Regions from separate parts of the Homo sapiens genome. Here region 2 is linked to region 1. Evidence: chromatin loops called from intact Hi-C (ENCODE). Cell type or tissue: ascending aorta. All regions are shown on one strand. Each heading gives the region's core, and the rest is flanking DNA. Links, peaks and the distances in the headings are about the cores only.

The links. Hi-C counts contacts between places; a loop is a spot of excess contacts. Peaks named below come from ENCODE experiments on the same cell type or tissue, not always from the same donor. Only the 100,000 strongest peaks of a DNase experiment are listed, where the experiment ranks them.
Region 2: a loop joins it to region 1, with 2.2 times the contacts of the local background. A loop is called at or near these places in 7 of 110 quality-filtered maps.

The regions. Positions count from the first base shown.
Region 1 is chr9:34,611,049-34,613,945 of GRCh38, forward strand. It overlaps RPP25L (ribonuclease P/MRP subunit p25 like), which reads right to left and starts at 1,049. Exons shown (of 2, transcript NM_148178.3): 1 at 1,016-1,049; 2 at 1-284. The coding sequence starts at 248. DCTN3 (dynactin subunit 3) reads right to left here. Exons shown (of 7, transcript NM_007234.5): 7 at 2,498-2,823. The coding sequence ends at 2,734. RefSeq lists enhancers at 1-520, 1,624-1,673, 1,801-1,850 and a silencer at 984-1,223. In ascending aorta, for the core only: a CTCF peak has its summit at 1,929 (motif pointing right); DNase peaks (open chromatin) are centred at 563, 1,183 and 1,943; H3K4me3 peaks cover 1,835 bases; H3K27ac peaks cover 1,374 bases.
Region 2 is chr9:34,521,801-34,524,697 of GRCh38, forward strand. It overlaps ENHO (energy homeostasis associated), which reads right to left and starts at 1,190. Exons shown (of 2, transcript NM_198573.3): 1 at 977-1,190; 2 at 1-56. RefSeq lists an enhancer at 1-486 and silencers at 1,116-1,225, 1,246-1,615. In ascending aorta, for the core only: no CTCF peak of the experiment used is centred there; DNase peaks (open chromatin) are centred at 401, 1,381 and 1,934; H3K4me3 peaks cover 1,152 bases.

The sequences.
Region 1 (2,897 bases), core at 398-2,897:
TGGTGCAGGCCTGGGACCCGCCGCTTGACAATCTCAGCGCAGCTGACAGCCTTTCCTGCAGCCCTGCCAGAACCTGAGAACACTACATGCCGAGCACTGCCGCCCTCCAACCGACCCAGAGCCAACCCCAGCAGGTTGCGAATTTTGCTGCCATCTCGGACCCGCATCTCAAGGGTATCAGGAGGTAGCTGGGGCATTGGGGAAGGCGCTGGGAGCTCTACAGAGCCAGCTTTCCGGTAGTGCTCCATCCTGCTTGCTGTCTTGTCTGTGACTCTCGCTGCCCACTGCAGGGAAGCATCAGGTAAGTGCTAAGCAATGTGCCCCAAGTCACTGTCCACCATCCCCTATCTCCATCCAGGATATGGCCCTGCTCCCCGTTCCAGACTTCCCAGAAACAGGATCATGTCCCCTTGTCCTTAGCATCTCGTGACAAGGTCCATGCCTGCCGCAGTCTGGGAAAGGGCTGTACCCCATACACCCCGTTCCTCTACAAGGGCCATAACACCCCCACCTCCAATCCTGGAGTCCAAGAGGCAGGATCACATTCCCCAAACACTGAGCTCTTTGGGAAAGTGCCAGGCCCCCTCATCCTAAACTCTCCAGGACTGGGGCTTAGCCCCCCTTATCCTGGGCTCCTTGGAACAGGGCCTGGAACCCTCACCCCAGACTAATACCAATAGAGAGCGCTCCTCACTTGGGGCTCTACAAGGACAGGGACAAGGCCCTTCGCCCCAGGCCCCCCGGGAAACAGCCAAGAACCCTTATCCAGTGCTGCCCCCAAACAGAACGGATCCCCTCTCCCAGAGATTACCAAGGTCAATCTATATCAACCCAGGTCACTCAGAAACTCGGGGGCAGAGGCTCGACTCGGAGGGCTGCTCAGGACATTCCAAGACAGCCTTGGCCGTTTCCATAGCCACGGTCTCTTCCAGGGTCTTGCCGGCCGCTGCAGCCAAGCCACAGGCGTCCCCCAACCCTACGAGCGCCCCTCTGCCCGCCCGGTTCCGGCTCTCACCGAAGCCGCCTCACGCACGATCCGGAGCCAAGATGGCGCGCGGGCCCGGAGCGCACTAAGGCCGCGGGGCCGCGCACGCCCCGAGGGGGCGGGGCGTGAGGGGCGGGGCGTGAGGGACGGGCCCCGAGGCATCTCCGCCGCGGAAACAACCCGCTGGCCAGAGCGCCCCGGACCAGTCCCAGCGGGGATGGGAACACGAGCGCAGCCTCCGCTGTTACGCCCCGGAGGGAGGCAGGACAGTTCCCTGCGGTAGAAAGGAGCGGCCGTCGGGGAAGTCCTGCGTCTGAAGGAGGGGGATCTGGCCCTTAGAAGATGGGAGGGCTGGCGTTAGCTGTTGAGCAAACGGGGAGCTGTGGGTTTCACCGTGGGTGCGAACAAAGGCTTCAGTTTGTAGTGGCTGCTGTTGCATGGGCGAGAGCCTTAGTTACCGACTTCTGAGCTTCGACCTCATCCTGTGGGCGCTGGCGGACCACGGGGGTTTTCCGGGTTTTCCAGGGGCCAGTCGAACCAGATCTTGTGCAGGGAGCCGAGGAGGGAGTGGTGGGGAAATCGGGCCACAGCCCCTGACGACACCTGCCGCGGAGTCTGGGGGCTGAGGGGGCGGGGGTGCCCACGGAGCCTAGTATGGTGCCTGGCGTATGACCGGCGCTCAATATTTGTTAAATGATTTGTTACATTAATGAACCAGAGAAATCGCGGTGGGAATGGAAAAAAGATTAAGTTGGGAGATACTAGTAGGTTCAGTGACGAGTTGGCCACTGTTTGGACGGAGAAGTAGGAAATTCCGATCTAGGGTGACTCCCAGGTTTCAGATCGGTTTGGACACGCTGAATTTGAGGTGCCGGAGAGGTCGCAAAGGCGGGGCGGCCAATGGGCCGTTGGAAAAAGGGTCTGGAGCCAGAGCACTCCCTGAGACCACAAGGGGGCAGCAAACATTTGGTGGACTACGGTGCCAATCTGTTTCTCAACATGCTTGCCCCAGCGCCCCTACTTCCCAACTTCCCCTCCCCAGGACCAAAACTTCCTGCATCCAAACCTCTTAGGCTGCCCTTCTCGGCTCGTGGCAGCAGGTAGGCTCCCAAGAGAGAAATTTAAAGGCCTTTGCACATGCTGCTCCCTTGGCTCTGAAAGTCCCTGGATATCACTTACCAGGTCCCTTCAGTCCCTTTTTTCTTCTGTGTCCACCTGATAGGACTGCCCTTTTCCTTTACTGTCTATCCTGCTAGCCCGTGCAGGGCAGGGATTAGCCCTATCTACTCCCATCATCTGACATTTGGAGGTCTCTTATTGGTAAATGTGGGATAAATGGATACATAAAGGAATATCCTATTCACATAATCAAATGAGAGCCTTCATTTTGAGAGCTCTACACCTGCCAGAAAGCCAGACCAGGATGAGTTTAGTTCCCAGTCAAACGATTAGGCAGGCTGACACCTCTGCCCCCTACCACCTCCATCCTAGACCAAGAAGCCAGCACACTCCTCCAGTCATCTCTATGGTTTATTGTCACTGAAATAAGAACACTGATTGGGGGGAGGGTGGGTGTTGCAAATTGCAAACCTCAGGTAACCTGACCTCCAACTTTAGAGCCCAGAGTACAGAGAGGTGGGCCTTGAAGCCAATAAATACAAAGCTTCCTCTGCCTTGTAACAAAGGCAGGTTGGCATAGGGCCCTGGAGCCTGACTGCCCAGGCCCACTTTGGGATGGGGAGCAGCTATCACTCCTCTGCTGGCTTCACTTGCGTGGCGGCCTCTAGCTGGCAAAGTAGCTCATCCCACTGCACGAATTGCTTGGAGAGAAGCATTGTCTGGTTGTAGGTCAAGGTGAGAATAGGAATCTGAGTGAGGAAGTTCATGGAAAGTGGGGAACAGGCAAACATAG
Region 2 (2,897 bases), core at 278-2,777, 89 kb before region 1:
TGTCTGCACGCTCAGTGATTCCTGGGCAGTGGAGATGTCTACCTGCAGTCCTGAGCCTGTTGGGGGTATACAGTAAAGGAGAGGGTGGTGAGGAGGAAGGGTGGGGTGAGGCCTAGGAGGAGAGAGGTAGGGAAGAGAGCCTCCCTCCCACATTTCTGGCCTCCCTGGTGAAAGACCTTGGGTCCCAACAGGCTCGAATACCCCACAGAGCCATCACCCCCATCCACAGGCTTGGTTCTGGCCACCTGAATGAGTGTGTAGCCACCGTGGGGAAGCTGCAGTAGGCAGCCGTCATCTCATTCTCCTTAGACCTGGTGGGCATGCCCTGGTCCTGCCCACCAAGCTTGCAGCCCTCAAAAGCCCTCTGTTGGTGGGTGGGATCCAGGAAGCCCCCAGCCCAAAAGGATGGGGGTTGTAAGCAGCTCTGGTGTGGCCTGGGCGCCTCCTCTCTCCCAGGACTCCAGCCAGCCCGACCAGGAGACCTCCAGAGGCGCCAGCTTGCACAGAGGGAACTTTGTGGAGGCCCTGGCAGGCATGTGCAGGCTCTGTGCGTCCAGGGCTGTGTGCCTCTATGTGGGGCTGCCTCTCTGGGTCAGGTGTGTGTGTGTGTCTGGTGTCTCACTGTCCCTCCGTTGGATGTGTGCCTGTGCCTCTGCACACCCACCTCTGTGTGTGTGGCTGCCTCTCCGTGTGTCCCCATCTCTGAGTATGTCTCCTCTATGTCTCATTTCTCTACCAGTGTGTCTCTGTGTATCTCTGCATCAGTCTCTGTGTCTCTCTCTCTCTTCCAGGCTGTATCCCCCTCTGTTCCCATGGACGTGTCCCTATCCCCTTCTCCGTGGGGTCTTTTCGGTGGTTCCTGTGTCTCTGTCTTTGTGTTCGTCTCTCTCCGCGGCAGTGTGTCTCTGTCTCTTTATCTCCATCTTCGGGTCGCGTGTTCTTGGCCCCCGTGCCCGTGGCGGGAGGCCCTTCTTACCTGAGTTGAGCCTGGTGCGCGCCCGCGGGAGGGTCCGGGGCAGCGGGATGCTCGGCGCCGACTAAGGCTTGGGAGCCTGCGGGCGGGGGGCGGCGGGAGGTGGGAGACCAGCAGAGGCGACGTCCGCTCCCCCGGCCCTCCCCCTCGGCCGCGCAGCCTCCACCGGCCGCTCCCGCCGCGGCGCGACCGGGGCGGCCTCTGCCGCGGGCGGTCTGCGGTGAGCGGGCACCTCCTCCCCTTGGGGCCGCACCTCCTCCGCGGCCGCGGCGCTCGCTCGCTCGGCAGCGCTCGGGCGGCGGCGGCGGGAGCTGCGCGGTGTTCGGCTGGGCTCGGCTGCGTTCGGTTGGGCTCGGCTGGGCTCGGCTACGTTCGGCTGGGCTCGGCCGGGCTCGGCGGCCAGCAAAAACAGCGAAGAGCCTCGCCTCCTGGGAGGCCGGCGGCCTGCGGCCCGGGGGCGGAGCCATCCCAGCGCCGCTGCCGCCACTCAATTGGCTGGCCGAACCCCGGTTCCCGCACCATTGGTGGTGCGCTGAGGTGGGGACCAGCCCGCCTCTCGTGCCGGCGCGGGGCGGGAGGAGGGCCGAAGGAGTAGCTGGCCCTGGATCCTTCCCGGGAGAGGGGATGGGGTGGGGGCAAGGCCTAACCTCTGGTAGGGATTTCTTGCACCTTCTACACCTGGAAGGGTTGTACACCCCACATCCGAGAAAGGCCAAGGCCTCTGCATTTCCACATGTGAGGAAACCACCCCTCTGTATCTGGGAGAGGTCTCTTAAGTAAGTCATCCGGAGGAAGGCCCCGCGTCCCCACACCTGGCAGGAGACTGAATCTCCTCACCTAGGGAACCGCCTATAGTGCAGTCCCGCACTTCCCTCTGCCACCTGGGTGTGGACTCTGCATTCCCACTTTAGAGGGCCCCAGGTTCCCTGGCCCTAAGAGGTGTGAAAATCTCTGGCAACACAGGTTCTTTGGACACATTTACTGAGTTCCTACCCAGTGTTGGTCGCAGGCTTGCTGCCAGGCTGTTGGGGAGTCTGGGACAGAAATGGAGTGTCCTGAGCGATGGTTCTGCCCTGGCTGGAATAGGTGCAGGCGTGGTGGAAATCCTGCCTTGCCATCCTAAAAGCTCCCCTAAGAAGAAGATAGCTTGGACAGGAGCAGTGAGGTAGACCTTGTCCTCCCCGACCTTCACAGGCCAGTGATTGTCACCTATTCTGATCCGGCCGTCTTCTCATCCCGCTCTACATGCTCTCCTTGGAGGATCACATCCCTGAAGCTATATCATGAAGACTCCCAGTGCTCCCAAGTCTAGCCTTAACTTCTCTCTGGAATCCTAGACTCATATAACTAAGTGCCTACTGTAATCGGGGCAGTATTGATTCCTGGTTCACTTACTAACTTTGTGATCTTGAGCAAGTTACTAAATCTCTCTTAGCCTCAGCTTCCTCATCTGTAAAATGGTTGTAATGCTACCTCTCAGGGTTGTTATTCACTAATTTATAGCAGATCGATCACATCTCAGCAAATGCCAGCTGACACAACCCCCAGGACCATGTGACTAAGAGGCCCCTTCCCCCAATCCAATGCCATGAAATTCACATAAGACCCCTGTAAATCCAGATGCTATCTTGAAAGAAGAAAGGGAAGACTGAGTCATCCAAAGCTACCAAAGTACTTAGAGACTGTCTAAAATAAATTATTGGATCCTATAGAGTTTACCAGAGTGGATTACTTTTAGCTCCCCCCCACTGCCCATTACCCAGCAGGGTGAGGGCATTGTGAGAAAGATCAGCCTAGTTATAGGAAACAGAGGAGACTTAAATCATCGCACATCTGAGTGTAATGTGAGCGAATTTTGTGACCCAGCTGCAGGAGTTCAGATTTTATCCTGAAAACAGTGGGGAGCCACTGAAGAATTTTTGAG